3 separate regions of the Homo sapiens genome follow, and regions 1 and 2 are each linked to region 3. Evidence: chromatin loops called from intact Hi-C (ENCODE). Cell type or tissue: CD4-positive, alpha-beta T cell. All regions are shown on one strand. Region 1 has its middle 15 kb from the start of LINC02352. Region 2 overlaps KLF13 (KLF transcription factor 13). Region 3 holds the start of LOC105370939 (a long non-coding RNA gene).

The links. Peaks named below come from ENCODE experiments on the same cell type or tissue, not always from the same donor. Only the 100,000 strongest peaks of a DNase experiment are listed, where the experiment ranks them.
Region 1: a loop joins it to region 3, with 2.9 times the contacts of the local background. A loop is called at or near these places in 30 of 110 quality-filtered maps.
Region 2: it touches region 3 in a loop (8-fold over the local background); 24 of 110 quality-filtered maps call a loop at or near these places.

The regions. Positions count from the first base shown.
Region 1 is chr15:31,199,356-31,201,855 of GRCh38, forward strand. No RefSeq gene overlaps it. Among named protein-coding and RNA genes, the nearest start is that of LINC02352, 15 kb to the right of the region's middle. In CD4-positive, alpha-beta T cell, a CTCF peak has its summit at 1,477 (motif pointing right); a DNase peak (open chromatin) is centred at 1,496.
Region 2 is chr15:31,340,455-31,342,954 of GRCh38, forward strand. The region is part of intron 1 of KLF13 (KLF transcription factor 13); the gene reads left to right. Among named protein-coding and RNA genes, the nearest start is that of KLF13, 15 kb to the left of the region's middle. RefSeq lists enhancers at 1,435-2,246, 2,247-2,500. In CD4-positive, alpha-beta T cell, no CTCF peak of the experiment used is centred here; DNase peaks (open chromatin) are centred at 357, 1,177 and 1,507; H3K4me3 peaks cover 404 bases; H3K27ac peaks cover 1,980 bases.
Region 3 is chr15:31,390,987-31,393,486 of GRCh38, forward strand. LOC105370939 (a long non-coding RNA gene) reads left to right here and starts at 1,898. Exons shown (of 2, transcript XR_001751466.2): 1 at 1,898-2,500. It also overlaps a transcript of KLF13 not described here. RefSeq lists a silencer at 1,511-1,560. In CD4-positive, alpha-beta T cell, no CTCF peak of the experiment used is centred here; DNase peaks (open chromatin) are centred at 1,385 and 2,127; H3K4me3 peaks cover 1,799 bases; H3K27ac peaks cover 642 bases.

The DNA of each region.
Region 1 (2,500 bases), 190 kb before region 3:
TTCTTTCTTTCTTTCTCTCTCTCCTTCCTTCCTCTTTCTTTCTTTCTTTCTTTCTCTCCTTCCTTCCTCTTTCTTTCTTCTTTCTTTCTTTCTTTTTTCTTTCTTTTTTTGACAGTCTCACTCTGTCACCCAGGCTGAAGTGCAGTGGCACGATCTCGGCTCACTGAAGTTTCTGCTTCCCTGGTTCAAGCGATTATCCTGCCTCAGACTCCCGAGTAGCTGGGATTACAGGCATGTGCCTCCATGCCTGGCTAATTTTTTTTTTTTTTTTTTTTTTTTTGTATTTTTAGTACAGATGGAGTTTCACTATGTTGGACAGGCTGGTCTTGAACTCCTGACCTCTGGTGATCCACCTGCCTTGGCCTCCCAGAGTGCTGGGATTACAGGCATGAGCCACTGTGCCTGGCCTCCGCTCACTTCCAAACTTGCTCCAAGTCTTCAACGTTTCAAACAAAACAGCAGTGGTGCCCAGGCTCTCTGGAAGCCAGGCCATCCTCCCAAGTTGGCCCACTCCTCCACCCCTTCCTGCTCGCTTGCCCTGCCCTGCTGCCTTCCCGTCCTTCTTTTCTCCACTGCTTTGTGTGAGCTTCTGAAGTCTCCTGTCCCTAGAAACTGCCCTTTGTCAAGGTCATGAATAAGCCCTGGGGCCAAATCAAGGGGTGGAAAATGGAGACAGGCAAGGGAGGCAGAGCTCAGGGAAGAGGGAGAGGGAGTGGCCTTGTGAGTGTGGACTGAGCTCAAATTCTAGCCAGGGCCTTCCAGGAGACCTTGGTCTTCCCACTGGTCTTCCTCCTTTCTTGACCTCTCACAGCCTCATCCCCCACCCATTGACTCCAAACCCGTGTCTGTGACACCCTTGTTTCAACTTCTTGTCCTTGTGTCAGGGACCCAGGAGTCCCCGAACTGGAGACGTTACTGAACTTGTGATGGACTTTCCTAACTGGCTGCAAGGAGCCTCTGGTGGGGAGGGTGTCCTGGGGGGGGAAACGATGTGGAGGGAATATCATTAGCTCCCCATGGCCCCTCACTTTCCTGGCAGAGACTCCAAGGACGGGGTGCAGCAGCAAGTCTCATCCCCTCCACGCTGTGGCTGGTCCTCAGGGCCAGGGCACCCTGCCCTTGAGACCTCTTCCCACGTGTCAGCTCATCCTGGAACACCCAGAAGCAAAACAGGATCAGGCTTCTTGGAGTTTTCTTTCCAGTAAGGAGCTGGTCACTGACCAGCAGTGCACACTGAGCAGAAATTGCCATTGGTTTCTTTTTTAGGGATAGAGAGAGCAAGTGTGTGTGTATGTGTGTGTGTGTGTGTGTGTGTGTGTGTTGTAATCAGTGAATCAAAAAGATTCAAAGAGGAGAGAGTAGTGACTCCACCAGAGCTCAGAAAGAGGAGGAGGAAGAGGAGGAGGTAGCGGTGGCCATGGCCCAGCTTGTCAAGGAGCCGGCTGGTGCTCCTGAATCACGGAGGGCCTCCCATCCACCCACGCCGTCACCAGCAGGTGGGGACCGTCAGCCACTTTCTGGCAAATCTCAGCAAGTCAGCACGGCAAGTTGAAAGAAGGAGCCAGTACCTCTCCAGGACAGCCTTCCCTCCAGGGCCTGCTGGGGAAGAAGGAGCCTGGGAGCTGACTTCAGGCAGCGAAGTAGTAGGCTTGCAGGGCGGGAGAAGGCCCTGAAGCCCTGGCTCAGCCCTGGCGAGTCGGGCTCCACGGGGTGCTTGTCCTGGGCCTCGGCTTCCACATACAGGAGGTGCTGGCTGTGCCGCCTGACCCCTGAGCCGCGGGGATTAGATGACTTGCCCCGGGTCCTATTACTGGGACTTTTCAGAACCCAGCGGGACCCCGGGCCTCAGACCTGGCTGCTCTTCTGGGCACCAAGCACTGCCACTTCTCTCACGTTCTGACTGCCCCAGGCCCCTTCTCTTTTGGGACCAGTGCTGTTGAGCCTCCGAGGGTCCAGGAACCGGGTGTGGTGAGGTGCAGGGGTCCTGACTATGGGTCTGACTCTGGATGGCGGCAGGACAGCATTCCTGGGCCCAATCCCCTTCCCCTGCCTGCCTGCTCTGTCCCTGCTCCAGCTTGCGCGCCTCCACCCCCTGCTATCCCCTACTTTTAGCTGTCCTCTCACCCTCTCCACCCTGCCCCAGATCCTCCCTCACACACACAGGTTCTAGGCTGGCGGCTGGTTTGGTTGTCTCCCCCATGCTCTTGGAACCCCTAGGTGCCAGGTTATCATATCCGACCAAGAACAAAATCCACCCAGCAGTGAGCTGTGAGCACTTTCTGTTTGGTTGCTGAAGCATGAATTTGTTAGAAATAACGGCGGCTGACACCACAGTACGGCCCCTCAGCCACTCCTCCTACACGGTGGAACCTTCTGGAAGGCTGGATATGAGCTACGCCTGCCTCTTTTCTTGGTTCCTCCTGCTGCCCCCAAGAGCTGACTGCCTCTGGGGCTCACCCTTGGGTCAGAGCTGATGCCCTGAGGTTCAGGTATTGGCCCT
Region 2 (2,500 bases), 51 kb before region 3:
TCCCTCCTCACCTGGGTGCTCAGTTCCTTTCTTGTCATCCTTTCTCTGTTTGTAAAGCAGAAACAGTCCTGCTAACATCACCCCCTTCAAAGATGTATGCAGAATTTGATTTTTTTTCCTGGAAAATATACTTTTTTAGTGTTTAAGAAAAAACTCGTGCTGGGCATGGTAGCTCATGCCTGTAATCCCAGCACTTTGGGAGGCTGAGGCAGGAGAATTGCTTGAGCCCAGAAGTTCGAGACCAGCTTGGGCAACATAGTGAGACTCCACTGGGCATGGTGGTGCACACACCTGTACCAGCTGCTCAGGAGCCTGCAGGCAGGAGGATCACTTGAGCCCAGGAGGTGGCAGCTGCAGTGAGCCACGATCTTGCCACTACACTCAAACCTGGGCGACACGGGGAGATCCTATCTTAAAAACAAAAGAAAAAAATCTCAAGTCAAAGGTATTGAAATAGTATTGGAAAGTGTTAAAGGAGTCCAAAACATGAGCACACTTGGGAGTTTCACGGGAGACCCAGCGCCCCTGTGCCCTGTGTTCATCCTGACAATTTGGGCTCTGGACCTGGAGCCCCGAGACATTGCTGTGTCTCTCTTATTGGATCGCCTCATGGAAGCTTGACTCCACAAATGTTGTATTTGCATGACCTTCCTTGGGAGGCTCTCAGTGTTTTATTTTTCATCAGAGAAAGGCCTTCTTGTCTGTTGGTTCTTTGTTATCTAAACAGAGGCACTGTGGTGTAGTGATGAGGAGCCCTGGCCTCAGAGTGGGACAGGCTGAGCCCATCTCTGGGTTTTCACTGTGAAGTGGGTCTGGTCATGCTGCCTCTAGGAGCAGAGGGGTAGAATGTGGGTGAGGCACCCAGTAGGAGGGGTGTGTGTGCGTGTGTGTTCACGTGTGTGTACGTGTGTGTGTCGGGTAAGTGGTGATTAACTTGCAAGAGCAAAATTTCACCCCCTGCAGTATTGTTCATGGGTACCTAAATGAACAGACAGGTTTGCTGTCTTCTCTTTTGAAAAGAAACAGACACATAGACAATTCAGAATCTTTTTTTTTTTTTTTGAGGCTGGGACAATTCAGAACTTTTTTTTTTTTTTTTTGAGGCTGGGTCTCAGTCTGTCACCCAGGCTGGAGTGCAGTGGTGCGATCATGGCTCACCACAGCCTCAAACTCCTGGGCTCACACTATCTTCACAGCTCAGCCTGCCAAAGTGCTGGGACTCCAGGTGTGAGCCACCACACCCAGCCCAGAACTACTGTTTTAAAGCAGGTGCTGGGTCACTTTCCAGGATCCTCACAGCCTGACCTGAGCCCCCCTTCCCAGAGTCACCCTGTGACACAGCATGTGGGGTGATGCTCCTGGCATCCCAGCCCCAGGCGCATCCAGCCTCAGCTTCTGCGTCTGTATCCTCCTGGATAAACCCAGACTGGCTGCAGAAAAGTGGTACAGCCTGTGAGCTTCTGTGAGCATCCTGTTGTTGCTATGGAGACCCTGTTGCTAGACATCAGGCATGCTCAGACTAGGGAGTGGTGACCCTGTCTCAGGTGAGCCTCACGTGTTACCAGGTAACCAACCCCTCTCAGGTACCAACAGGCTGTACCTGGCTAGACTCTTTAATTAGCAGAAGTAGATGAACTGAAACCTCAACCTCAAGGTGAAAGACTCAGTCACCAGTCATCAGAACAGTTCTGGACAAGTCCACCTCTCTGAGGTGGGCTTGAAAGTTGCCCTGCACCCTGTGTCAGTAGTCTTGGGCAGTCTTACAGGGACAGGAGAGATTGTGCCTGCAGGTGGCCATGCTAGTCCTGCCGAGTGACCCCACCCCAAGGAAAGGACTTTCGGAGACCAGGCATTCTCTGGGTGAGACTCCCCACACTGGGCAGTCTTGGGTGAGGATGCCGGCTGCCCTCCCAGGGACGCAGTGCCCTGCTGGGTGCCCCGCCTTCCCTCCTGAGACCCAGGCACCATGACAGGTTTCTTAACTGACAGCTCTTTAGTAGAGAACAGAAATCCTGTTTGCAGCAAAACTTGCCTCACTGGATCGCTTCATAACAGCTCCTTCAAGTGGGGCGAGCTCATCGCTGCGGTCGGCATCTCAGCCATCAGCAGCCCGGAGAATCCCACTCAGGACTTAGGTTTGCTATTTTTGTGTCTCGCCTGGGCTTCGCTCGTTTCCACAGGCATTCCACTTCTTGTTTACAGGAGTAATTGCCTTCATGAGCTTTGGGCCATCTGCGGATATATGTATTTTTTTCTTTATTTTCTTTCTTTTTTGGGGCAGCAGTTCTATGTTTGCAAATATGAGGATTGTTTCCTAAAGGGAAGCATGAGGCCTTCTTGAGGCTGGCCTCTTGGCTGCTGAGCTGGGCCTTCGCACCCCTTTCCTGCTTTATTTCCGTCTTCCTGTGAGTGTATTTTGTTGTATAGAGGCGCTTCCTGTGGTCGGAGGTGAACATTTGGAGTGACTAAGGAGAGCATGGCCTTCCTCGCTCTCCCGGCG
Region 3 (2,500 bases):
TTGTCCTGACCCTTACTAGGCTGTTGAGTCAGGAAAGGATGTACATTCTCAACTGCATGGGGCTTCTCTATGGGGTGGAGGGCTGTGGGGACTATGGCGGGGGTGGATAATGTGGGGGAGTGTGGGGGGGCTGTGTGGGGCTGAGGGGGCTGTGAGGGTCTCTGGGGAACTCTGTAGGGCTGAGGGGGTTGTGTGGGCCTCTGGGGGTGCTCTGTGGTCCTGTGGGGGGGCTGGGTATAGGGCTGAGGAGGCTGTGGGGGTGGGTGCTGGGTGTTGGGCTGTGGGGGGCTGAAGGGGGCTGGGTGTGGAACTGTGTAGGCTGTGTGGGGCTGTGGGTGTCGGGGTTGTGGGGCTGTGCGGGGCTGAGTGCGGGGACCTGGGTGTGGGGTCTGTGGGGGCTGGGTTTGTGGGGCTGTAGGGCTGTGGAGGGGGGATCTCTGTTGGGGGGCTGTGCTCCAAATTTCCAAAACTCCACGTTTTGGAAATTCAGTGGAGTCTGCTCGCCGCATTTTAACAATGGGGGCCCTGCACCGGCCCAAGACAAGGGTCAGCTCGGGGCTGGGCCAGGAGCCCCATCTGGGGCCCCACACCCATTTCTGGGATTGCCCCCCACCCCGCCCCCGCCCCCGCCCCCGACGCTTCCGGGAGGTCTAGGCGGCTGCCGTGGGCCGGTCCGAAACGGCTCTAGGTGCACTGTTGGGGGGCTGTGTGGGGGCTCTGTAGGGGGGCTGTGGGGGGCTGTGTGGGGCTGTGTGGGCTGGGTGTTACTGCGCTCCTCAGGCAGTCAGGAGCCCTCGAGGAGTCCGCGGAGTTGGGTTGGGGGAGGCGGAGCCCGGCGGGAGGCGCTTCCCGGGCTTCCCAGGCTCTAGTAAGTTCCTGGAATTCGTGAACTGCCGGCCCGGGGGAGGATCTGTGAAGGCCCCGGGAAGGCAGAGGATTCCTGCGCGGACTGCCGCGTTCGGAGGGCAGCCGGGACGGCTGGGCCGGAGGCGGGGGAGCCCTCGGCTGGGCGGGCGCCGAGCCCGGCCGGGCCATTCACTGCCTCCGAAGCGAGCGGCCAGACCCGCCAGCTGCCCACTCGCCCCCGACCCCCGGGTCGCGGTCTCCATCCCCCTCGGACCCCGGCCAGCCCCAGGCCCTCGCGGCCGCCGCAGTACGTCGTCTCCACTTCGCAGCGCCCTCTGCCCACTGCGATTCCCCCAGCCCACGGCGAGCTCAGATGACACAAGGATGATGCTGTGGTCCGGGAGAGAACGATAAGGATTGTCACTGTGCTTTGCACTCTGTCATTCTAAGTTTCTTCTCCTCACGTGAGCTCATGTACCGCGGGCAGCGACTATCAGTGAGACTGGGGTAGACGCCACCTCTTTGGCCGCGGGCTGGGGCGCCGAGTCACGGGTCGCGGGGACGGGGCGGCGGTGCTGAGCCTCGAGCCGCCCAGGCCACGCCCCTCCTGATGTGGCCCCGCCCTGCTCTCCCAGCTCTCACCCGCGTCCTTTTCCCCCGGGTCCCCTGCGCTCCTCAGGACCCTGACGGCGCATCCTGGGTCCTCTACGCGCGCGACTGTCCCGCCCCTGAAGGGGCCTGCAGGGTGTCCACGGGACTCGGCTCTTCCTCCCTGACCCCTCAGGCCTGTCCTGGGGGTCCGCCCTAGAAATAGCTCGGAGGAAGGAGCCAGTGACTTGGGTGACGTTTTGGAAATTCAGTAGAGTCTGCTCGCGGTATTTTAACAATGGGGGTCCTGCACCGGCCCAAGACAAGGGTCAGCTCGGGGCTGGGCCAGGAGCCCCATCTGGGGCCCCACACCCATTTCTGTGATTGCCCCCCACCCCGCCCCCGCCCCCGCCCCCGCCCGCGACGCTTCCGGGAGGTCTAGGCGGCTGCCGTGAGCCGGTCCGAAACGGCTCTAGGTGCACTGTCCGGCTCCAGCCAGGTCCGCTACGCCTGGAGAGCATGGAGGCAAGTTCTGCCGGCTCCACCTGCAAAGCAGAGCCCCTTTCCACGACTGTGCAGCACCGCTCGCTCCAGCCCCACCATACCCGCCTGGACGGAGACCGACCGCAGCCTGGGAGAGCCTCCAAGCCTGGAGGCGGGCGCGCGAGCCCTTTCCAAGGAGAACCCACAGCGGCTTCCCCTCTTGCTCCAGGGGCCTCTAGATCCCACCCCACCTGGCACCTGCGTCTCTCCCAGAACTCGGCCTGCCCCTACCTTCCCGCCAGCCCCCACCCTGCTGGGGCTACTGGGACCTCCTAGCGGCATGCAGCGTTCAGTAAGCAGCCGCCGGGCCCGGCCTTCGGCCTTTGCATTTCCCGGTCCAGATATGGAGGTGACGGAGGTGTGCTGCGCACTCCCTGCACGCCTCTCCTCCACTGCTCCCCCATGAGAGGCCTTCCCTAAACCCGGCTAAAGAGTACCTACCCCGTCACCCCCGGCCCGTCCCCCCCCCGTCCCCCTCAGACCTAGGATGCACCCACCCGCCAGGGGGTTTCAGAGCCAGGGC